2 separate regions of the Homo sapiens genome follow, and region 1 is linked to region 2. Evidence: chromatin loops called from intact Hi-C (ENCODE). Cell type or tissue: A673. All regions are shown on one strand. Links, peaks and the distances in the headings refer to the core of each region. The heading gives the core; the rest is flanking DNA.

Region 1 (12,733 bases), core at 4,646-7,145, 990 kb before region 2:
TAACCCCAATCCACCTGACTCTATGATTGTTTATTGAATTGTCTGCCTCCCCCATGACGCAGTTCCACGAGAGCAGGAATATCATCTGTCCTGTTTATACCTCTGCCTCCGCCAAGTCAGTGCTCAATTACCATAACTACTAACTGAATGAATAGTTAGACCAAAAAACCAATTCAAACTTATTTCTGTCCAAACAAACCATTTTTAAAGCCCCTCCCCACCACCCCATGTCAAATGGCCTGTCCATTCAGTTGAAAAAATGGTTGTTCAGAAAGAATAGCATCTACCACTTTGCTGCAGAAAGTCTTTCTTCACCCAAAGTTGCCAGGGTTATCACAAAACACTCACATGGAAATAGCCCTGCTAATACAACTCAATGGACAGGGTCTGGCTAGGGTAGCACAAAGAGTTAAGACTGCTAAATACTTTCAGTCTCTTTTCCCTGTGCTTCAGTTTGGTTGATTTCTATTGAACTGTCTTTAAGTTCCCTGATCTTTTCTTCTATTTTGACCAATAGGCCATTAATCCCCTCCAATGAATTTTTGTTTTATTTCAGATAATGCATTTTTCAGTTCTAGGATTTCCAGTTGGTTTCTTTTTTATTGTATTTTTCAGTGCTAGGGTTTCCATTGTGTTCTTTTAAATACTTTTCAAATCTCTCCTGAATTTCTTTTTCTTTTTTTATTATTTTACTTTAAATTCCAGGATGCATTTGCAGAACATGCAGGTTTGTTACATAGGAATACACGTGCCATGGTGGTTTGCTGCACCTATCTACCCATCATCTAGGTTTTAAGCCCTGCATGCATTAGATATTTGTTCCGATATTCTCCCTCCCCTCACTCCCCAGGCCCTGACACGCTCTGGTGTGTGTTGTTTCCCTCCCTATGTCCATGTATTCTCATTGTTCAGCTCCCACTTATGAGTGAGAACATGTGGTGGTTGGTTTTCTGTTCCTGTGTTAGTTTGCTGAGGATGATGGCTTCCAGCTTCATCCAGGTCCCTGCAAAGGACATGATCTCATTCCTTTTTATGGCTACATAATATTCCATGGTATATTATATACCACATTTTCTTTATCCAGTCTATCATTGATGGGCATTTGGGTTGGTTCCATGTCTTTGCTATTGTAAATAGTGCTGTAACAAACATACATGTGCATATGTCTCTATAGTAGAAAGATTCATATTCCTTTGGGTATACACCCAGTAATGGAACTGCTGGGTCAAATGGTATTTCTGGTTCTAGATCCTTGAGGAATCACCACACTGTCTTTCACAATGGTTGAACTAATTTACATTCCCACCAACAGTTTAAAAGCTATCCTATTTCTCCACAGCCTCACCAGCATCTATCATTTCTTGACTTTTTAATAATCACCATTCTGACTGGCATGAGATAGTATCTCATTGTGTTTTTAATTTGCATTTCTCTAATAATCAGTGATGCTAAGCTTTTTTTCATATGTTTGTTGGCTGCATAAATGTCTTCTTGTTTTGTTTGTTTGTTTGTTTGTTTGTTTGTTTTGAGACAGATTCTTGCTCCGTTGCCCAGGCTGGAGTGCAGTGGCATGACCTCGGCTCACTGCAACCTCCACCTCCCAGGTTCAAACAATTTTCCTGCCTCAGCCTCCCAAGTAGCTGGGAGTACAGAAGCATGCCACCACACCCAGCTAATTTCTGTGTTTTTAGTAGAGACAGGGTTTCACCATGTTGGCCAGGCTGGTGACAAACTCCTGATCTCAAGTGATCCATCGCCTCAGCCTCCCAAAGTGCTGGTATTACAGGCATGAGCCACCTTGCCTGGCCATAAATGTCTTCTTTTGGGAAGTGTCTGTTCATATCTTTTGCCCACTTTTTGATGGGGTTGTTTGTTTTTTTCTTGTAAATTTGTTTAACTTCCTTGTAGATTCTGGATATTAGACTTTTGTCAGATGGGTAGATTACAAAAATTTTCTCCAATTCTGTAGGTTGCTTATTTGTTCTGATGATAGTTTCTTTTGCTGTGCAGAAGCTTTTTAGTCTAATTAGGTCCCATTTGTCAATTTTAGCTTTTGATGCAATTGCTTTTGGCATTTTCGTCATTAAGTCTTTGCCCATGCCTATGTCCTGAATGGTGTTGCCTATGTTTTCTTCTAGGGTTTTTATAGTTTTGGGCTTTATATTTAAGTATTTAATCCACCTTGAGTTAATTTTTGTATAAGATGTAAGGAAGGGGTCCAGTTTGAGTTTTCTGCATATGGCTAGCCAGTTTTCCCAGCACCATTTATTAAACAGGGAATCCTTTCCTCATTGCTTGTTTTTGTCAGGTTTGTTGATGATCAGATGGTTGTAGATGTGTGGTGTTTTTTCTGAGGTCTCTGTTCTGTTCCGTTGGTCTGTATGTCTGTTTTGGCACCAGTACCATTCTATTTTGATTACTGTAGCCTTGTAATATAGTTTGAAGTCAGGTAGTATGATGCCTCCAGCTTTGTTCTTTTTGCTTAAGATTGTTTTGGCTATATGAGTTCTTTTTTGGTTCTATATGGCATTTAAAGTAATTTTTTTCTAATTCTGTGAAGAATGTCAATGATAGTTTGATGGGAATAACACTGAATTTATAAGTACTTTGGGCAGTATGGCCATTTTCACAATATTGATTCTTCCTATCCATGAGGATGGAATGTTTTTCCATGTGTTTGTGTCCTCGCTCATTTCCTTGAGCAGTGGTTTGTAGTTCTCTTTAAGAGGTAGTTAATGTCCCTTGTTATCTGTATTCCTAGGTGTTTTGTTCTCTTTGTAGCAATTGTGAATGGGAGTTCATTCATGACTTGGCTCTCTGCTTGTCTATTGTTGATGTATAGGAATGTTTGTGATTTTTGCTCATTGATTTGGTGAATTTTTCATGTCTTCATCCATTATAGTCATCTTTTCCTGTCAATCTTTTAGTGCATTTATTTTAAAGTTATGTAAAAGTTTCTTGTTTGAAAATTTCCATTTCATCACCCATGCTCTATTTCTTTTGACTGGTTGTTCTCTTGAATGTAGATCTTATTTCCTTGCTTGTTCACAACAAGAGATCTATTGTTTCCTTTGATTGCAAACGCCCTCTCCTCTATTAGGCTGGTGGGAGAACTGATCAGGGATGAATCAGTTTGACCCAATCAAGGGTTAAGCTGATTTGGGGCAGGACTGAAGCTATAATCTCACCAGAAGAGCCTTGAAATTCAAACCCCATAAACCTAAGGAAATCTCTCTTTGATTTTCATCTCCTCCTTCCCCCAGCTTCCTGCACTCCTGTGACTACAAGACTGGGAAGCTGTGAGCCCATGAGACTGTGAGACTTTGAGACCACAAGCTTATAAAGCTGCAAGGTGACAACATCCCAAGATCTCCTGCTTCGTAGCCTCATTCCAGCCTCTGCTTGCACAGGCAAATTCCATTTAATAAAATACTTGGTGGAGAGGATTGTCTTTGCCTTGGAGTCTCTTCTAGATTTAAGTTCAACTGGTCAGCCCATAGATTCAAAAGTTTTCCTGTCTTCTCCTCCTCCTTCTCTGGTAGGCCCCTTCCTGCACTTGCCCTGCCCCCAACCGCAGCAGCTGCCTTCAAGTATGAAGCATCCCGAATCTCTTGCTCATCCTGGAAGAATTCACCCCTCTGGAGTTTAAATTCTTTTAGATTTCATATTATGGTTTTAATGAAAACTGTTATTTTCTTTGGTTTAATCTAGTGATTTCTTACTGTTTGAGCAGGAGGGAAGGTCTTTCACATCCTTCTATACCTTCACCAGAAGCTGAGCTATGATTGATGAGTTCTTTAACAACATAAAATCCTCTGCAAAGATTTAAACATGAATTCTCTGTGGTCAAAGAGCTTCAGCACATAAAATATAAAATACTATTTGCCATACAATACTTTGTCTGGTGAAGACTACCTCCTTGTGCCCAGTGTGTATTCTCTAACCTTAAAGGCTTCTCTTTTATTATCTTTCTTCTCTGGCCCTATATTGATTTCTTCCCCTGCCACCCAAAACAACAACTAACAAATAGAGCTCATTTCATGGCTCTGGATTATAAGAATAGCATCCACCATTTATTGAGCACTTACTATATACCAGACTCTATCCACCATTTATTGAGCACTTACTATATACCAGACTCCATATTAAGGGATTTATAGACAGTTCTTCACTTAATCTTCACAAAAACTCTCAAGGCCACTATGAGGATCCCAATTTTGTAAATGAGGAAACTGAGATTCACAAAGATTGGGTAACCTTGCCCAAAGCCAGGAAAGAAACAGAGATTCAAATCCAAGCCCAGGCTGCTAACTGCCACCTAATACCATCCCCAGTTTGAATCGACCTGAGCATTGTTCTTTTTCTGGGAGCATCAGGACACAAAAGTCTGGAGCGAGATGAGGCAGCTTTCAGTAACTCCACCCTAGGCGATTCCGCAGCTCCCCTGGAGGGCAGCCCCGAAAGTCAGTAACACACAGCTTTGTAAGCCTTCTCCCCACTCCCCTTAAGTTTGCTCTTAATCATTCCTACTTATGGCTCAGGAATCGGCCTGCACAAATCCTCTTCCTCTCCGATAACTCACCCTACAAACATTTTTGGGCATGGCTTATGGCCAGTTCCTCTGTTTCTCTGCCTCTGTCCAAAATATGACTAAGAAGATAAATGTATTAAGGACCTATAATCTCTCCCCATAAATCCTCTCATCTGGGTTGCTTTCCTAACCTCCTTAGATGCCCAGTATCCTTCAGGGACTGAAAGGCTGGGATCACTGCCATGCCAGCTAGAAGTGTGGCATTCTGGGTCGCTCTTGGGCCCTCCTGCTGCTCATCTTTTTTGATGGCCAAGGAACTCAGCCTAGGGCCAAGCTAAACCAACACCAGTCCAGTGGTCAGCAGTGGAAGTCAGCAGAGTGGTTCCACTTCAGAACGCAACTTTTGAGTTTAAGAAACCCTAAGAGGAAGCCTTGGTTTCGACTTTGGATATCAGCACCTCTAATAGCCAGCACCCAAATCGCAGTTCCTAAATACAATTTCCCACTATAAGAAACCAGGATGCAGGGAGAAATAGCTTGTTTCAAGACCTGGGCATAGAAAATCAAGGTGAACTTAAAACATTTGAGGGTCAGGGGTAGAATGCAAGTAAGTGCTCAAGGAGAAATGAGGTGCAGCCTGCTTAACGGGCCAAATCTGAAACAATCTAAGCATCAAAAGAAAAATTATGATAACACTATGAAACAGAAAAAAATTAAAATTCATGAGTCTTAAAGTGCAGAAAAAGAGAGAGAGAGCCAGATGTTGGAGAATGATAAAAAGTGGCAAATCCTGGAAAGGAGCATATGGATGTATACTATTCTTTCAACTCTCTGTAGAATTGAAGGTTTTACATTAAAGAGTGGAGAAAGGTAGAAAGAACAGCTCTTTTTTTAATGGCGATAAAGTGCCAGTAGCTCTTAGTCTGGATATTCTGAGATTACTAAACCAATCTTTCCTGGGCAGAAAGATGTGAATAAGTTCTCTCCTGGGCTCAATAGCCTCAGGCCGTTTGCCCATCCTCCTGGATAATACAACCTGCCAATGGTTATGCATGAATCAATTCCATAATGAATTTTAAGGTTGTCATTAGTTAGGTTAGTAATATAAACATTGTCAAGGACAGTGAGCAAATAAAGGTGCTACTGCATCTGTTCAGTGCCAGATGCTCTCTAACCCACATATAAAACAGCTCTGATCCTTCTGGCACTTGCCCGCCACTCCTCCCTCCTTCTAAGGCTCTGTATGGTACTCAGGAAAAAAAAATGCCCAGGCTCTTCAGAGACACTCAGAAGGAAGCGCCTTCAGGATAACGTTGTCTGAAAGGATCGCTTGGGCGCCATCTAGTGGGAAAATGCTTGCACTGCCATGGGGCTCCGGCGCTGTGTCCCAGCCATATGTAGGCGACCCTTAACGTAGGCAGGCAGCATAGTGCTCAGCACCAGGCAGGCATTCAACAAAGAGTGAAATGAATTACTTCTTCCTATGAATTCCCTACACATTTATTTAGTGCCAGTATGAGGTGAGGGTGATAAGAACCTAATAACATCATATTGATGTCTTCTTATGGTCAAGCACTGTTTTCACAGATGGATTGTAAACTCATTGCGGAATCATTGTGTTCCCTGGTGACCAGCCCAGTGCTCCATAAGAAATGCTCCATCAGTGCTCATGGCAGTGGTAACATACACTGTGTGGAATGAGGCTCTCAGAACAAGCATAACGTAATTGAACAAGCAAAACTGAACCAACACAGATCGGATAGAATCTGACCATTAGTTTGTTTTTTCAATTTCATAGCATTGACCACATTCTATTTTTTTAACTTTAAAAAAAATCTCCTCTCTAAAGCGCAAGCTCTAAGATGTCAGAGACCATGCCCGTCTGGCTTATCATTGTACATCCAGCACCTAGAAGCATCCATTCAAGAAATATCTTTTGACTGGATGGGTAGATTAATGCACGAAGGTGTGAGCTCTCTGTTCTGCCTGCCTAGGTGATAGACTGGTTGCTCTGAGCCAGTTCTGCTGTCCTTGAGAAAGCCTGGACCCTCAAATGGACACAATCACCAGCCCAATCAATGAGGCTCCATAAACAGCGTCTTACACCAAGGTGCAACCCAAGATTTGACCAGTAGGTGCTATTTAAAAAGACACATGCTCAGGATTTCTGAATATTAATATTTTCTGTTTCATAACATTTGGGTGACTGCTATCCTTGTTTTGTTACCATTTGCTGTATTGACTTCTTGCATGCAAATATTCTTTCCTTCCTGTCCCCTGCACCCTGAACAAACCCCCTTACTCACATGGAGCGACTGAAGTATTGTTTAGAAATATTTATCCACCCCTCTTCCTTTGGGATGGCATATACTTCCCTACTTCACTCATTGGGAACTTAGCCATGTGACTTCTTTTGGCCAGTGGAATATGGGTGAGTGTGATGTGCGCAGAGGCCTTATGTGCACCTGTGTGTTTGGCTTGACCTCTTGTGCTTCTGCGACCCACCCTGAGAAGAGCATCCCCTGATGGTTGCTGTCCCTTCTGCCTAAGCCCTGCAGCCTGGAGCACAACCAGCCCAGGTCAGCCCAGTTGAAATCAGTGGAATGCCTGCCAACTCACAGACCCATGAGAAAGAACAAACATTTGTCCTTTGAGATTGTTAGTTACCCAGAAAAAAAAAAAAAAAACTGAACACTTTATCACCACCATCCCTGAAAGCTTCAACTTAGAAACTCTACTCTCTGACCATAATACCCATTCCACCTATGTGTTCCATTACTTCATTACCACCAAGCCTGCTTTTCCACTTAAGACCTCCTGTCCCTATTGCCCCTCTACCAGGCTCTTTCTGATTTCATGTCCTTCCCAGCTGGGATCCTTGGTCAGTCATGTCTCAGCTTATTCTTGGATCAACAAAACAACTGGTTTTACTCCCTTCTGCTGCTGCACTTCCAGAGAGCATCAGCCAACGTCCTAACTGACTGCATCACCTCCCTAGGAACTCTGGCTTCGACTGGGTCCTCCGTCTCGCTTGGATATGCTTTAAGCTTAACACCAGCTGGTGCCTTTTCTTGTTCCTCAAGTGGCTGCCCCAAACCTTTGGTACTTTCAAGCCCCAACCTCACTTCTACTCATTCTCAGCAGATATTTCACTCCCTACTTCCCAGAGAAAACGGGAGAACTCACCAGCAGGAGGCAGACTAGGACTGTGGTTAAGAACAAGAGTAAGGGGTCTGGAATCGTCCTGGGCTTTACCCCAAAGTGTACGGCCTCAGGCAAGTTACTTCACAGCTCTGAGCCTCAGTTTCATTATCTATAAAATGGGAGTATGTATTTTCATAGGGTGATTGTACAGATGAAACAAGACATGGCACATAAAGTGCTCAGCACAGTTCCTACCATATAATTACTAACAAACAAGATATGCTACCTATAAATAATTCTTTTCCTCCTGTCTCAGCCTAGGACAGAAAAGGAAGCTCCCTCTCCTTTAACTCTCACTTTTGTTCTTGATCTCATAGGAAGTTCTTCTCCTTCAGGATAACATGGTCTTAACTTCTTCAGTTAGTCTTACTCTAATATGTAATATTTTTAATCTCTCCTACTGACACTTTACTCACATTAGCTTAAAACCTGTTTAACCCTTTCCCATCTTTTTTTTTTTTTTTTTTTTTTTTGAGAGAGAGACAGAGATGAGGTCTTGCTCTGTTGTTTAGGCTGGAATGCAGTGGTGTAATCATAGCTCACTGCAGCTTCAAAATCCTTGGCTGCAGAAGCGATTCTCCCTCCTCAGTCTCTTGAGTAGCCAGAACTACAGGCATGCACCACCATGCCTGGCTGAATTTTTTTAATATTGTGTAGAAACAGAATCTTGTTTTGTTGATCAGTCTGGCCTTGAACTCTTGTCCTCAAGTAACCTGACTGCCTCATCCTCCCAAAGTGCTGGGGTTACAGGTATGAGCCACTGCACCCGGCCTTTCCCATCTTAATTGGTATTTTTCCACAGCTGTTTATTTACTCATATAAACTATCACCTTAATTCTCCCCTTCCTTGCTTGATTAAGCTTATTTAAAAGAAAGTTGTCTGTATTCTTTTTGTCCATTTTTCACACTTCAAATCTTGCCTTTTTTTTTTTTTTTTTTTTTTTGGAAACTGTCTCACTCTGCCCAGGCTAGAGTGGCAGTGGCATAGCTAATTTTGTATTGTTTGTAGAGACAGGGTTTCACCATGTTGCTCAGGCTGGTCTCGAACTTCTGGGCTCAAGTAATCCACTGCCTTGGCCTCCCAAAGTGCTGGGCTTTCAGGCATGAGCCACTGCGCCCTGCCAAATTTTATATGAAACTGCTATTGCTCAGGTCACCAATCGCATGCTAGCCATCAAACACAAAAACCTCTTTACTGCCTTCATCCTATGTGACCTTTCTGCCTTTGAAACACTGCCCCCAGCTTCCAGAACCCTACTCCTTCCTGGTTCTCCTCCTATCTCTCTATCTTTTCCCATCTCCTTCCTGGTTTTCTCTTCCTTTCCTTTTACATCTGTTGCTATTTCCTCTGCCCATGGTGCTCTGTTCACCTCATGCTTCCATCTATAACAGCCATAGGCATATCTCAAGTCTCCAAAATTCTCTTGAGCTCCAGGCACTTATTTCCTACTGTCTGCAGAGTCTCTTATAGATGTCCAAATTCCAGCTTATCTCATGTGGAACTCACCTTCTTTCCCCCACCAAACCTCTTCCCTTTTATTACTCACTTAACAGCATCAACTTCTAGACAGTTAATCAAACTAAGAATTTGAAAGGCAAACTCTTGAGATTCCTTACCCCATTCTTCAGTGAGTCTTGAGTCCTGTCACTCCTTCCTTTAAGCTCTTCTCACTCTAGTCTCCCTTCTTCATCCCCTGAAGCGCTGCAATCGCACTCCTAATGGCTACCTTTGGATATGGTCTTCCTCCACTCCAGCGGAGTTATGCTACAAGAGTTATCTGTCAAATGGTACTCCCCAGATTAAACCATCCTTCATCTCAGAACCATGTCTAAGCTCTGAGCCCTGGAACACTATGCCCTTCATAGTCAGGGCTTGCCACCCCAAGACCATCACCTTGCTCTAATCATACCTCATGTCACATGCTTCCTTGAACACACCTTGCATTTTCACACCCTGACCATACTATCCCTCTCCCTGAAATATCTTCCTGCTCTGCCAACTGAAGAGCAAAGGCATAGCTCAACCTTCACTTCCTGTCTGAAACCTTACCTCCCTCTCCCTGTCATTAACTGTTCTGTTAGCTAGTTCTCAGAGCACTTGGTCCATCCTCTACTTCACCACTCTTCCTTGGTTCCCCACTGCACTTGCAATAGCATCTAAATTCCTTACCTAGCTTACCTACCTACAAGGCTGTATTAATCTGTTCCCACACTGCTAAGAAAGACATAGCTGAGACTGGGTAATTTGTAAAGGGAAGAGGTTTAATGGACTCACAATTCCACATGCTGGGAAGGCCTTGCAATCATGGCAGAAGGCAAGGGAGAAGCAAAGGCACATCTTACATGGCAGCAGGCAAGAGAGCTTATGCAGGGGAACTCCTGTTTATAAAACCATCAGATCTCCTGAGACTTATTCACTACCATGAGAACAGTATGGAGGAAACTACCCCTATGATTCAATTATCTCCACCTTGCCCCACCCTTGACACATGGAGATTATTACAATTCAAGCTGAGATTTGGGTGGGGACACAGCCAAACCATATCAAAGGCGTGATCACACTCCTGCCTACCACTCCAACCCCATCAAATCCCCCTTTCCCTCTCATGTGCACAGAGAAAGAGCACTCTTCCATATGACCCAAAGCAGGGAAAAACCCAAAGTGATCTTACATAATCCAAAGGTCAATGTGAAATCTAAAGCTGTGCACTACAGCTCTAATTACAACTATCTCAAACTATTATTGAAAGTAGTTTTGTCAGGCATGGTGGCATGTGCCTGCAGTCCCCGTCACTTGAGAGGTTGAATCAGGAGGATTGCTTGAGCACAGGAATTTGAGGCCAGCCTGGGCAACATAGTAGGACCCCATCTCGGAAGAAAGGAAAATAAATGAAAGGAAGAAGAGTAGTTTTATTTCTGAATCACCTAACAATTCAGTAATTAAGGGGCATATAGGATAACAGTGACATATTTATTGCATTAATTGAGCTTTTACTATTGTCAGAGCACTAAGTGCTTCACACACATTATCTCATTTAATCCTCAAATCAACCTTATGAAGTTGGTAGCATTATTCTCCTTTTTTATAAAAGGACACTGATATTAGCAAGGTTAGATGACTTGTCCAAGGTCATACTGGCAGTGACAGACAAAATCATTATTTAAACCTAGGTCTGTTTCATTCTAGAGCTTGTATTCTGCTCATTATGCAATGCAGTCTCCATAAATCAGCTGCCAAAGAAGACCAGGGTTAAATCTTGCAGCTAACCTACCTGGAACATAATCTGCCAGGTACTGAATTAAATTTACGAGAAACCACCTAAAATGGCATCGAAGTTTTAAATCAGCAACGAAGACCAACACTTAAAAAGTATCTGTATTATGGATAACTGAACTCCCCAGTTCACCTGGAAGTGCCAACAAGCCCCTTCTCCTCCTGGTATAGTTGAGTTTCTCAGCTGCAGACCATATACTCATCCTTAGCCACAGAGTCTTGAAACTGATGGTATTTCAGTACAGATTTTATCAGTCAAAGATACCAACCACACTCCATCCTCCCTCTCTGTAAACTGGAAATATCATTCATAGGAGTAAAATTAGACTGCAAGACCATTCTAACTGCTTCTGATTCAAGTTGGAAGCATATGGAATAAGTTAGTGAAATAAAAGCAATTTGTACATTGCTTGAGATACAGACTCTCAGAGGGACATTCATCATTCAGGGCACTGTCGGGGGGAATCTTGGACTGAACGAGAGATTAGATTTCCTCTCCATTTTCAAAGAACTGTTGAAACTCACAGAACTCTAATAAAAACTAAGTAATTCTTTCAGATCAAGCAGATCCCAGAAAGAATCTCTTTCCTCGGACAAAAGGCATGCTAGCAATTTGCTGTGGGTTGCAGGAATTTAATTCAGGATTCAAGAAATTTACCAACAGAAATTCATACGTACAGTGCACTACAGACAACATTTCTGAAGACTTATTCACTGTTTGCTGACCAAGGCTACCATGCAATTGCTTCTGGAATGCATAAAGCAGAAAGCCTTGGCCTCACTTAGGAAGAGGAGATTGAAGAGTAGACATAAACCTCCTGTGGCCAAGAATTCAAACAAATGTTCACAATCCACACCTTGCAGATGGAAATCCATCTTTGTTTTTATAGTTTTACCTAGAAAGCCCTCTGGCTGCAGGCTTTCCAAAACTCAGATTCCAAGGAGATAAATTTTGGTCCATTGTAAGCTGAGACTTTAAGACAGTGTGCACTAGAGATGGAGCTAGGTCAAGGTCTACTTACGCATGCAGTCTCCTCCGTACCAGCCTGCTCGGCACTCTGCACAGTAGAACCCCTTCACATAGAAGTCATCCAAGGTACCCCCCCATGAGCCATTTCGGCAGCTCTTGCAGTTTTCAAAGATGGTACAACCTGAAACATTCCCAAGAAGAGGAGTGTTAGGCCAAAGCACCTGCGAGTTCTGATCAGCTGCATGGGAGCACAACTGCACCTTCTCAGGGCCCTGTCTCAACTAAGAGCATCTGGGCCTAGAAAGGTGTCAGAGCCCAGAGGAAGAACCTCTCATCTCAAGGAAACTGCTAGAGGCACCAGAATTCAGACTGGGGAGTTTAGAAGGGTGGTCTCAACGAGTATCCCAGGTAGTGGCTGCTGTTTTAAAGTAACATGAAATTGCCTGCAGGAAACAGAAGAATCTATCAATATAGAGTCTTTTGTATAAATGTTACGTGTTTATTGTGGAATTTTTAGAAAATTTAGACCAGTAAAAAGAATTAAATAAAAAATATCTAAAACCCCATCACCCAGGCTATTGCTAACAGTCTTTCTCTGCCTATATACACATACATGTTTTAAATTAGACTTATATTACTTATGGTACATTGTTTTTGTAACTTACTTTTGAATTTCATAATAGACAGTAAATATCTTCCTGCCATATACTTCCGTAATGAAAGCATGCCATTGGAAACAACTCTCCTGTCTAAC
Region 2 (12,733 bases), core at 3,929-6,428:
TTTAGGCTGTCTCTGAGTAGGTAAGATCATGAGTGTTGAGTGTTATATTGCTCTTTTTAGTTGTCTATATGTTCCTAATTTCTGTAATTGGCATGTGATGTCTTTACTATGAATAGAGTTAAAAAACAAACTTCAAAATTCCAACACAATTCATGATAAAAAACAAAACAATTTAACAAACTTGGAATAGAGGGAATTTCCTCAACCTGATGAAGGACATCTGCAAAAACCTACAGCAAACATCATATGTGATGGTGAGGGACTGAATGCTTTCTCCCAAAGATGAGGAGCAAGGAAACGATGCCTGTTTTTGCCTCTTCCATTCAACATAGTCCTGCAGATTTTAGCCAGGGCAGTCAGGCAAAAAGGAAAAACAAAGGCATCTAGTTTGAAAAGGAAAAAGCAAAGCTGTCTTTATTTCAGATGACATGATCCTTTATGTGGAAAATCTTGAGGCATACACACACCTACAAGCCCCTCTTAGAAGGAAAAGACAACTATAATAAAACAAGGTCAAAGGATATAAGATTGATGTATTTCTATATGTGAACAATAAATAGTCCAAAAATGAAATTAAGAATAACCTTCCACTTACAATAGCATCAAAAGGAATAAAATATTCCAGAATAAATTCGATGAAAGAAGTGTAAATCTTTGTTGAGGGAAATTAAGGAAGATGTAAATAGTGGGAGAGACATTTCATGTTCATGAATTGGAAGACTCAGTGTTGCAAAGATGGCAATTGTACCCAAGCTGATCTACAAATTCAATGCAATTCTGATCACAATTTCAGCAGGCTTTTTGGGTAGAAATTGAGAAGCAGATCCTAAAATTTAGGTTGAAATACAAAATATTTACAATAGCTAAAACAATTTTGAAAGGGAAGAGCAAACTTGGTGGACTTTCACTTCTAAATTTCAAAACTTATTATAGCTACAGTAATAAAGACAAAATGCTACTACCACAAAGATAGACAGATCAATGGAACAGAACTGAGAGCCCAGAAATAAATCCTTACATTTATAGTCAATTTTTTTTTTTACAAAGATGCAAGGCAATTGATTGGAGAACTGTTCTATGTTGTTCAACAACTAGTGGTGGGACAATTAGATACTCACCTCAAGCCATACAGAAAAATCAATAATAGATTGCAGGCTTAATGTAAGAGCTAAAACAATAAAAATTTTAGAAGAAAACAGAGAAGACAACTGTTGAGATACTGAGTTAGTCAAATATTTCTTAGATATGCTATCAAAAGCATGGTCCATAAAAGAAAACCATTAATTAGACTTCATCAAAATTCAGCTTTTGCAGTTTTAAAAACACCACTGAAAACCGGAAAAGATAAGCAACAGGTTGGGAGAAAGTATTTGTAAAACACGTATCTGTTCAAGGATTGCACTCAGAATTAACAAAGATCTCTTAGAAATCATTAAAAAGATGACAAACATCCCAATCAAAAACAGGCAAAAGAACCGAACATTTTATCAAATAAAATATACAAATGGCTAAAAAGCACATGAAATGATGCTCAACATCATTAGTCATCAGCAAAATGCAAATCCAAGTGTGAGATACCATTTCACATTTACTAGAATGGACATGATAGGACAGACAATAACAAATGTTGGCAAGGATATGGAGAAATGAGAACCCTTGTATATTGTTGGTTGGAATGTAAAATAGTGGAGCCACTTGGAAAAACAGTTTGGCAGTTTCTCAAAACCTAAACCTAAAACTGCCATGAGTTGGCAATTCCATTCCTAGGTATCTATCTAAGAGAAACAAAAACATGTCTACACAAAAACTTGCATGACAGTATTCATAGTAGCATTATGTATGATAGCCAAAACTGTAAACAATCTAAATGCCCATCAGTTGAGACATGCATGGATAGACAAAACAAAGCATATCTATACAGTGGAATTCTAATCAGCAATCAAAAGGAAACAAACTGCTGACACATGCTACATCATGAACAGACCTCAAAAACGTGCTAAATGAAAGAAGTGATACACAAGAGACCACCTATTCCATGATTCCATTTATATGAAATGCCCAGGGGAGCTGAATAGAATTTATAGAGACAGAAGTAGATTACTAATTGTTTGGGGCTGTGGATGGCAATGGGGATTAAATGTAAATGGGCATGAGGGATCTTACTGCAGGGATGAAAATGTTCTAAAACTAATTGATGTTGATGGTTGCACCATTTGGTAAAGTTACTAAAAATTATTGTACACCTGATATTGCTTATTTTTTAAATTGCAGTAGAATATGCATAGCATAACTTTGCCATTTTAACAGTTTTGGGTGTACAGTTCAGTAGCATGAAGTACATTTACATTACTACATGATCCACCTCCAGAACTTTCTCCATCTTTCCAAACAGAATCTCTACCCATTACACAGTAACTCTACATCCCCTCCTTCCCCCAGCTCCTGCCAACCACTATTCTGCTTTCTCTGAATGACTGCCCTAGGTACTTCATTTAAGTGAAATCACGCACTATATGTTCTTTTGTGCCTGGCTTATTTCACTTAGCGTAATGTCTTCAAGATTCATCCAAGTTGTAGCATGTATCAGAATTTCATTCTGTATGTGTGTTTTATTGTGGTAAAATATTCACATAAGCTAAAATTTAACATTTTAACCGTATTTTAGTGTAGTTTTGTGGCATTAAGTACATTCATGTTGTTGTACAACCATCACCACCACCCATCTCCATAATGTTTTCATCTTCCCCAACAGAAATTCTGTACCTATTAAACACTAACTCCCTGATCCCCTCTTCCCCTAGCCCTTGGCAGCCACCATTCTATTTTCTGTCTCTTATGAATTTTGCTACTCTTAGTGCCTCATATAAATGGAATCATGCAAAATATGTCCTTTCGTATCTGGCTTATTTCACTTGGCTTAATATCTTCAAGGTTCATCCATGTTGTACCATTTGTCAAAATTTCCTTCCTTTTTAAGGCTGAAATATTTCATTGCATATATATAACACATTTTGTTTACCCATTCATCCACTGATGGACATTTGAGTTGTTTCCATGTTTTAGCTATTGTGAATAATGCTGCTATGAATATTGGTGTACAAATATCTTGATATTGGTGAATTCTACAATATGTAAAATATACCTCAATATAGTTATTTTAAAATAAAACATCAATTCTAAAAAATTAAATTGCCAATAATAAGTGGTAGATGTTGATATTATCAATAACTTTAAGAATGGTAAATTTGATCAATGAAGTAGGTTTTAAAAAATCAAGTTAATTTATTAACTTAAGCTAATTAAATTAAGTTAGCTAAAAAATTAAGTTAGTTTTTGGGTTAAAAAATACAGGAAAGTAAAGAAAAATACAGAGAAGTACAAAGAAGTAATCCTACTTAGAGATAACCATCAAGATTACTTTACAAAAAATTACTGTATTTTAATTTTACTGGAAATTAGAAGGAATTAAAATGAAATGAAGTTGGTGAACTTTAGATGTTTATTTACAACAGAGATACTCATTCCTAATCTCTCTCTCTAAAGGCAAAAGAAGTTATGAGAAAACATTGAGGTTGGCTTGGAACACATGGTTTTTCTATTTAGATTCATGTTTCTTGATGGTCACAGTTTAATCCCCCAGGTTGGTAACTGTTTCATAAAAATCAGAGGACATTTCTGATGTTTAAACAAACACAGCACCCAAATTTTTAGATTAAAAACAAAAGAACAAAGTTCAAAAATTTAGTGAACTTTTAGGAGAAACTTCTAAGAGAAATCATTAGGGAATGGCTAGCTTATAAACAAAACACTACGAAGAGGACAAATCACTTGTTAAAAAAGGAGGAGGAAATGATTGTAGTTAAGTGTCTAAAATAAATCCAAGAGGTTATCTATCAACTCTCTATATTAGTCAGTTTTCTTCTCCCTCTGAATTGGTTCTTGCTTTTGAATATATCTGCTCCAGCCTGAACTGCCTGAATTGTCTTACCCAGAGTTGTAGAGTCCACCCATTTATGTTCTGCTGTATTCATTCACTGTATAGAAGAGTTATTTAAAACCTGAACGTGTAAGGCAAAAAGTTGAGTGGCATGCTCTTTCAATGTCACACTGGAGAAGTATTTAACAAGTCCACCCAAGGATCATTTAATTTTCTAGAAGAATGTATCTGTGTTTGACTTTGCTATTTAGATACTGTGAAGTTACATGTTAATTGTATTTTCATTTCTGGTAAGAGAGATAACTCCAAAGGTTATGATTTTATTAGCCTGCAGGACATTAACCAGTTTCATCCGTAACCTAGCAATCTAATTTTAACTTTTTTCATTTTGAAAATATTTTTTCCTGGTGGATTATATAAAGCCCTTTTCCTCGAGTGCTCTTGCAAGAATCAGCTTTCCCAGCTAATGGCTCCATCATAAGCTAACGAGCTGAATAAAACCTCTGACATGTGTCTATATTTGAATGAGTCATGATTTTAATGTTTTATCAATTATACTTTGATATAGCTGATATACCTCAACTCATACTTTCTCCTCCTATCTACTGTGCTTACTCTTTAGGTGCAGAAGAGCTACCTGAGAGCCTGTTTGAATGTAGATTCTTCCCCCTTCCAGCTCCCACCATCAGAGTCTAATTCAGGGAGGTTGACGTAGGCCTTGGTGGTTGCATTTTAATAAGCTCCTCAGGAGATTCTGAAGCTGACGGTACTCAGACTAGACACCTTGAGAACATCGCCTGGTAAACTAGGTGCTGGTGATGATCTAAGGCCATATGGATTCACACTGTTCAGAGTAGATGGAGTTAGCTGAAGTTTAACATTGTGAGGCCTGGGATGGGCTGGAATCCAACAATCCATTTTCATAAACTTTAATTTGGATGTGGTAGGTGATCTCAGGTGTTCATCCACTTATTGGCTGTATCAGAAAGCAGGTGGGGCTGGAAACCACCAGGAATCTGTATAAATAGGTTGAATCACATGACATGGCTGATATTTGACTTTTTAATTGACCTTAAAAAATATCATTTTCATATGCCTTGACGTAATAACTCCTCAGCTGTTTCTAATTCGAAGCTGATTTGGCGGCTAACTCATTAATATGACAGTTGGGACAGAAGATTTCCAATATTTGCTGAAAGTGCTTTGTAATTTTCACCAGACTTAGAGCAAAAATTTAATAATCCTCTTCCTAGAAAAATGCACCAAGTGTAACCTTTTGCATACAATCTCAGGGGGATTTATGGACTCCTTAAAGGTCCAAGGACTCGAGGTTAATCCTATTTTATAATTTTTTTTTTGAAGGCTGCATTTCCTGAAAGCTGCATTCTTTAGAAAGACTTTTGCTGCCACCTACTGCCACATGGTTCTTGAGCTGGGTTTGCTCTATTCTTGCCTTGTCAATGTCCTCCAGTTCGGAGTTTTGTAGGAGCTATAAGCAGCTATCATCTCACATCAACTGACAAGAGAAGTCCAATTCTAGGCTGAAATGGGCACCAAAAACCTATTTATTTATAATTCAGACACTGAATTGAATTATTGCAAATGTGGTGAAAAATTTGTGCACACTATGCATTGTCTAGTCTATGCACACTCTTCAGCTTATAGCTGATTCTAAGAAGGATTAAAATAAGAGTTGGAATAGAATAACAGGGCTATCTGGTTTTGAGTCTAAAGGAGCTTATTTTACAACTCTGTCCTGTACATAACTGATAATAATGCAAAATAATTGTTCTAGAAATGCAAATTATGTCTTATCCAGGAGGTTCTCTTGACTTTCTCCCTGCAGTGTGGAAGAAGCAAGTTTTGGCTCCATTTGCATATTTATTTCAATATTCCTGGTCCATAAGAGTATCTTTTCTTTGGATTCTCCTTTGGGTCAGTTATAACATGTGCCTTATTTCCTCAGAGGGAAATAAAACTTTCACATGAGCTCATTTGGTATCTGTTTTGAGAGTCATTATACTTTTTTTAAAATTATTCTTTAACAAGGGCCAAAAATAGGTATCTTTGATTCCCATCTACGAGAGGTCTACCCCTTTCTTGAAAGTGCACATTCTAATTAAGGAGATGTTCAATGTTGAAAGTAATTTTTTTGAGATGTCCCAACCCTCTTTTCCCTTTTGCTCTCATTCAAACAGTTAAGACCCTATCTCATTGCCTCAGGGGAGGCAGGGGCAAAACTAACAAAATACAACGAAGGAGTTTGTAAATCTTTCTGGACTTTGTTTTCCTAAAGCTCAAGTTCTTCCAAGAGTTTAGAGAAGTGGAGTGGGAGAGGACCTGAATATTGGGGGAAAAGAGAGGAGATGGGGTTTTCCTTCCAGAAAACGAGATTACCTCAGATTGGGGGAAGGAGGGAGAGGCAGACGCAATAGGACCAGGCCCTGAGAGGCGAGGCTGCAGGGGCTGGATGGACTGGAGCCCAGACCACATGGAATTAGAGAAAGGCTGCGCTGGGAGGGCCCTGAAAATAGGGTCCTGGGAGGTCAGGCTGACCCCTGTGGACTAAAGATCCTTGACAGCGTTCGCGTGTGTGTGTGTGAACAAATTTGGCCTCTAACCTTCCGGGCAGTCTTGACTCAAGAGGCAAGCTGCAGTCTTATAAACTCATTTGTGTCCTGGACTACATTTTAGAAGTGAAAAAAAGGGCAGAAAATACCAGAAAGCATAGAATGTGGTAAAAGGAGGTGTTTCATAAACCTTTTTGTTTCAGCTGAGTCAGTATGCATATTAATTTTCTTTCTATGATCAATCTATATAATTTTACTGTGGGTTCTGAGCCAAAGGAAAAAAACATTGCAAAAAACTGATGCTAAAGGCATTTTTAAAAGTCAAATTTAACTCTATTAGCCCAGCTGTATTCAGAAGACCTGAGCTTTCCTTTTCTTCTTTCAAAATGGCTCCAAAGGAATACCACATTAGGGCTGAAATAAATTTTACTTTCAGGTTCCTACCTATTACAAAGGCAATGACTAGCTACTTAATTTTTTTTTTCCTGTAGAGGTGGGGTCTCACTGTATTGGGGTCTCAAACTCCTGGCCTCAAGTGATCCTCATGCCTGGGCCTCCCAAAGTACGGAGCCACCACTATTACTTTAAACACTTTTGCTGGCGCTTTGTCTTACTTTACCTATTTAGCTTCAGGTTAAGTGACCTGGGGGGAAATGAAGCTAGGATCAAGACAGGCCAGACCTCCCTGGACAAGTGTCCCCCACCCCCAATACTCACATTAAAAACAAAATTCAGTCTCTGCCAATCATATTAGAACAAGTGGGAAAGTGGGAAGGGCAGGAACAATTATTTTTCAGAATTTGGGAATCTATTTTTCAGTGTGGTTTTATAATTTACCTTTCAGGAATATAAGTTCTGTGACAATCAGACTTGCTTTTCTATGGAAATATGCAAAACCCTACCCAGGTGAAGCAAAAATTATTGTGATTATGCAACATTCCCTGACAAGGTTACAAGTGTCATGGTAAAGTATTCTTGCCACTGTTGGCCCTGGTAGAACAGTTAATTTTAAAAAGGTGACAACAGAGTAACAGACATGTACAGAATAGACTAGATGATAGAAGTGTTGAGAAGTTGACCAAAAATAAGAAGTGGAATATTTTTAAAAAATTCATTGCTTACTCTGGGATTAACAACATTGGAATTTTAATTTAAAAATTAAGGTGGCATTTATAAAGTAATTACATATCTTACCAGCTTTTGTACTCCACTTAGGGAAGTTGAGTCTACTTTAGAAGAGAAAGGGGTTGACCCATAGAGTTTCCTAAAAATGCTGTTAATAGCTCCACAACAGAGGCAGCTTTGCTTAAAAACCCAATCAGGGAGTTTGGTAACTAGGGAGAAGGCAGAGACAGCCACAGCCCTTTCTGCCTCTATTTGTTGGGAATAAATTCATGGTATTTATTCCCAACAAATTCACACTTTCAATTTATCTGTTTTTCTCACTGGACCTAAAGTAGTTATGGAAGTTCCTCTCTCCTTAGGCCTAATTTTGTTTCGTAAAATGCAGTCTTTTTTTTTTTTTTAATTATACTTTAAGTTTTAGGGTACATGTGCACATTGTGCAGGTTAGTTACATATGTATACATGTGCCATGCTGGTGCGCTGCACCCACTAACTCGTCATCTAGCATTAGGTATATCTCCCACTGCTATCCCTCCCCCCTCCCCCCACCCCACAACAGTCCCCAGAGTGTGATATTCCCCTTCCTATGTCCATGTGATCTCATTGTTCAATTCCCACCTATGAGTGAGAATATGCGGTGTTTGGTTTTTTGTTCTTGTGACAGTTTACTGAGAATGATGATTTCCAATTTCATCCATGTCCCTACAAAGGACATGAACTCATCATTTTTTATGGCTGCATAGTATTCCATGGTGTATATGTGCCACATTTTCTTAATCCAGTCTATCATTGTTGGACATTTGGGTTGGTTCCAAGTCTTTGCTATTGTGAATAATGCCGCAATAAACATACGTGTGCATGTGTCTTTATAGCAGCATGATTTATAGTCCTTTGGGTATATACCCAGTAATGGGATGGCTGGGTCAAATGGTATTTCCAGTTCTAGATCCCTGAGGAATCGCCACACTGACTTCCACAATGGTTGAACTAGTTTACAGTCCCACCAACAGTGTAAAAGTGTTCCTATTTCTCCACATCCTCTCCAGCACCTGTTGTTTCCTGACTTTTTAATGATTGCCATTCTAACTGGTGTGAGATGGTATCTCATTGTGGTTTTGATTTGCATTTCTCTGATGGCCAGTGATGATGAGTATTTTTTCATGTGTTTTTTTGCTCATGGGTAGGAAGGATCAATATCGTGAAAATGGCCATACTGCCCAAGGTAATTTACAGATTCAATGCCATCCCCATCAAGCTACCAATGCCTTTCTTCACAGAATTGGAAAAAACTACTTTAAAGTTCATATGGAACCAAAAAAGAGCCCGCATTGCCAAGTCAATCCTAAGCCAAAAGAACAAAGCTGGAGGCATCACACTACCTGACTTCAAACTATACTACAAGGCTACAGTAACCAAAACAGCATGGTACTGGTACCAAAACAGAGATATAGATCAATGGAACAGAACAGAGCCCTCAGAAGTAACGCCGCATATCTACAACTATCTGATCTTTGACAAACCTGAGAAAAACAAGCAATGGGGAAAGGATTCCTTATTTAATAAATGGTGCTGGGAAAACTGGCTAGCCATATGTAGAAAGCTGAAACTGGGTCCCTTCCTTACACCTTATACAAAAATCAATTCAAGATGGATTAAAGACTTAAACATTAGACCTAAAACCATAAAAACCCTAGAAGAAAACCTAGGCATTACCATTCAGGACATAGGCATGGGCAAGGACTTCATGTCTAAAACACCAAAAGCAATGGCAACAAAAGACAAAATTGACAAATGGGATCTAATTAAAGAGCTTCTGCACAGCAAAAGAAACTACCATCAGAGTGAACAGGCAACCTATAAAATGGGAGAAAATTTTCGCAACCTACTCATCTGACAAAGGGCTAATATCCAGAATCTACAATGAACTCAAACAAATTTACAAGAAAAAAACAAACAACCCCATCAAAAAGTGGGCGAAGGACATGAACAGACACTTCTCAAAAGAAGACATTTATGCAGCCAAAATGCAGTCTTAAAGGCCCCCGGGCAGAAACCACAGCCCACACCAAGGAGTAAAATGGAACCTCACTTACCATTTCCTGAAGGAGCAAGTATTAGTTATTTCAAGTGAAAACTAGTGCCTGAAACTGTTCTCTTCCAATATAGTTAGTTACATAGTCCCCCAAATAGAACAACTATGAAGCAAAAATCTAAGTAGTTATTTCATTAAAAACCACCTGGGCCAGAAGCGGTGGCTCATGCCTGTAATCCATGCACTTTGGGAGGCCGAGGCGGGTGGATCATGAGGTCAGGAGATCGAGACCATCCTGGCTAACACGGTGAAACCCTGTCTCTACTAAAAATACAAAATAAAAAAAAAAAAATTAGTCGGGTGTGGTCACGGGCGCCTGTAGTTTCAGCTACTTGGGAGGCTGAGGCAGGAGAGTGGCGTGAACCCGGGAGGTGAAGCTTGCAGTGAGCTGAGATCCCGCCACTGCACTCCAGCCTGGGTGACAGAGCGAGATTCCGTCTCAAACAAAAACAAAAACAAACTAACAAAAACCACTTGGACTATCATATTTTAATATATATATTTCATTTTAATGAAGAGTGCTTTCTTGTAGACATTGATGCAGTACATAGGGCTGGTAAGGAAGTAGTAACAGTGCGGAGGGGGTAAGTATGTCAGTCTGGCATGTTTTCTTCTAAATTAATATTCAAAAAGGTGCCATTCAAGGAACACTTTTGGTCATACCTTGCAACCAGTACTGAGACATGACATAAAGTTAAAACTCCAGGTGCCTTTTTGAGATAAGTGTGAATCCACATTCACAACCTGGGTTGAGAAAGGTCACACTTCTCTACTTACTAAAATGGAGTCCTTCAATCTTAAGTCAGCCCAGCAATTCAGTTGTATTGACCTGATGGAGGCCATCCGAGGTTTCACTGCCATTAGGAGCAGGGCTTGTTTTATGCGCTCCGTGCATGCTGATGGTGCAGGGAGTGGTGGAAGATGTGCCACCTCAAATCTGGATAATTCCTTTAATCCCTTCCTTCAATACAACCTGCTCTTAAAACTGAACACTGATTTTCATTCTTTTCATGATTAGTGTTTCCCCACCCTTATCTTTGCATTCACTCCCTCTCATAAAGGATGCATTTTCAGAGTCCAGATGGATTAGGATAACTGCTTACAAATTCCATGGCAATAGTTAAGTTCTGAGGAAAAGCAGGCTTTGTGATAAGACCACTGGATGTCTTTCAATTTTCAAAAGTCAGATTTCATTCCACAGCTTGTCATACAGTTTACAGAATTATGAGAATCCTCCCTGGATTCACAGTGTCTTTCTTAATAGAGTCATACATTAATGAATGTTACCCATTATTTAATATTTAAATTTCAAATTCTAGTTTCTACTTTACAAGGAAAAGGACACGAAGACAAAACTGATTGACCCATGGTCAGTCAGGAGAAAATGTGTCTTAGCTCCTAATTTAGTGACCTATATGCTAAATTACACCTTTTCATCCCTCTGAGAACATAATTCTGGAAGCTTGTATAAACAAAATAGGCCCCAAATTACATTCTCACCACAGAAATTAGATAATTTATCAAGTGCAAAAAGAACACGAGAATATTCTGCACAATTTATCAAGGACCTTCAAATAAATCCATTACAAAAAATACCCCTTCAGGCAAAATAAATAAGACTGAAATTCAGCATAACAAATTTGCAAAGTTTAAAATTAGCTTAACGTGAGGGCTGCAATTCCAGTTACAAAGCAAATGTCCCAAGTTCCCCCAAAGAACTTAAGACAAATTGATTAAAGTTGTTCAGTTATTTTAGAATATTTTGTTTAGAGAAACCAAACTTGAAGTCTCATTAAAAGTAACATCTATCAAGTGATAAAGCAAATGTAACATAATATTACTGCAGATTCTAGGTCGTAGATGTTCACTATACAAGTCTTTCAACATTTCTGCATGTTTGGGAAATTTCATCAAGTGCTGAAGAAAAAAAGCAAAAAAAGTAACATCTGCGCCTTACCATCTAAAATTTACATGACAAGGTACCAGAAATTGGTCAGCTTCAACTGCTGCTTTCAATAAATGTTCATTATTACGTATTTGAGTGTGTGCAACGTGCCAGGCACTGTGGTAAGAAGAGGGGATTCAGCAGCAACCAGAACACATCCCCATTCCACACAGTTTACCTTCTCCTGGGGACTTGCATAGAAGAGAACTATGGTCACTGCTGCTTGGGCGATTGTCCGAGTGGGACAGCACCTACCTTCAGAGCTGCAGACAGTAAGAGCAGAGGCACATGCCCCAACTTCCCCATCTTAAAGGCAGGGCTAGTGTCCTGCTGAGAAAGCACTCTGAGAGAAGAAAAGCAGCACCACATCTCTCATTTCCTAAAATGCTTTTCCCACCTAGAATTATTTTTCAGGATTTTATGACCCGAATTTCCTGTGGGGAAAAAGCTTTAAAATATTACACACACAAGTGACATTTAGTGAAACAACCAGGCACCTCCTTGCCAAGTGTCCGTTTTTGACTGAAAGTGAAGGCTGTAATTGAGTGTCACAGTCTGCCAAGATCCATCCAATTTGATTTCATCAGATCATCTTTCTGGATACTGGGAATTTGTAAGTGCCAAGTACACTCTACAGGCACAAAGACAGAAACAGAGAAACTAACTTACAGTCCATCATGTCAATCTGGGAGTTTAGAAAAAGCACACTTCAAAATAAAAATATAAATGACTACTTATGGCTCCTTTTCATTTCCTTAAGGCATTGCACTGTTTAGGTTGTAAGCAACTAGGCATCACAAACAGAATCTGATGTTTTTGTTTTGTTTTGTGAGACAGTGTTGCACTCTGTCACCCAGGCTGGGGGTGCAGTGGCATGATCTTGGCTCACTGCAACCTGTGCTTCCCGGGTTCAAGCGATTCCCGTGCCTCAGCCTCCCAAGAAGCTGGGATTACAGGCATGTATCATGACACCTGGCTAATTTTTGTATTTTTATAGAGATGGGGTTTCACCATTTTGGCCAGGCTGGTCTCGAACTCCTGGCTTCAAGTAATCCGCCAGCCTC

What was found. Hi-C counts contacts between places; a loop is a spot of excess contacts. Peaks named below come from ENCODE experiments on the same cell type or tissue, not always from the same donor. Only the 100,000 strongest peaks of a DNase experiment are listed, where the experiment ranks them.
Region 1: it touches region 2 in a loop (5-fold over the local background); 4 of 110 quality-filtered maps call a loop at or near these places.

What each region holds. Positions count from the first base shown.
Region 1 is chr11:35,480,014-35,492,746 of GRCh38, forward strand. It overlaps PAMR1 (peptidase domain containing associated with muscle regeneration 1), which reads right to left. Exons shown (of 11, transcript NM_001001991.3): 3 at 12,032-12,160. Among named protein-coding and RNA genes, the nearest start is that of PAMR1, 39 kb to the right of the region's middle. RefSeq lists a silencer at 5,926-5,975. In A673, for the core only: CTCF peaks have their summits at 5,878 (motif pointing left) and 6,085; a DNase peak (open chromatin) is centred at 5,848; H3K27me3 peaks cover 682 bases.
Region 2 is chr11:36,473,558-36,486,290 of GRCh38, forward strand. TRAF6 (TNF receptor associated factor 6) reads right to left here. Exons shown (of 7, transcript NM_004620.4): 7 at 10,212-12,733. Among named protein-coding and RNA genes, the nearest start is that of TRAF6, 30 kb to the right of the region's middle. In A673, for the core only: CTCF peaks have their summits at 5,349 (motif pointing left) and 5,550; a DNase peak (open chromatin) is centred at 5,344.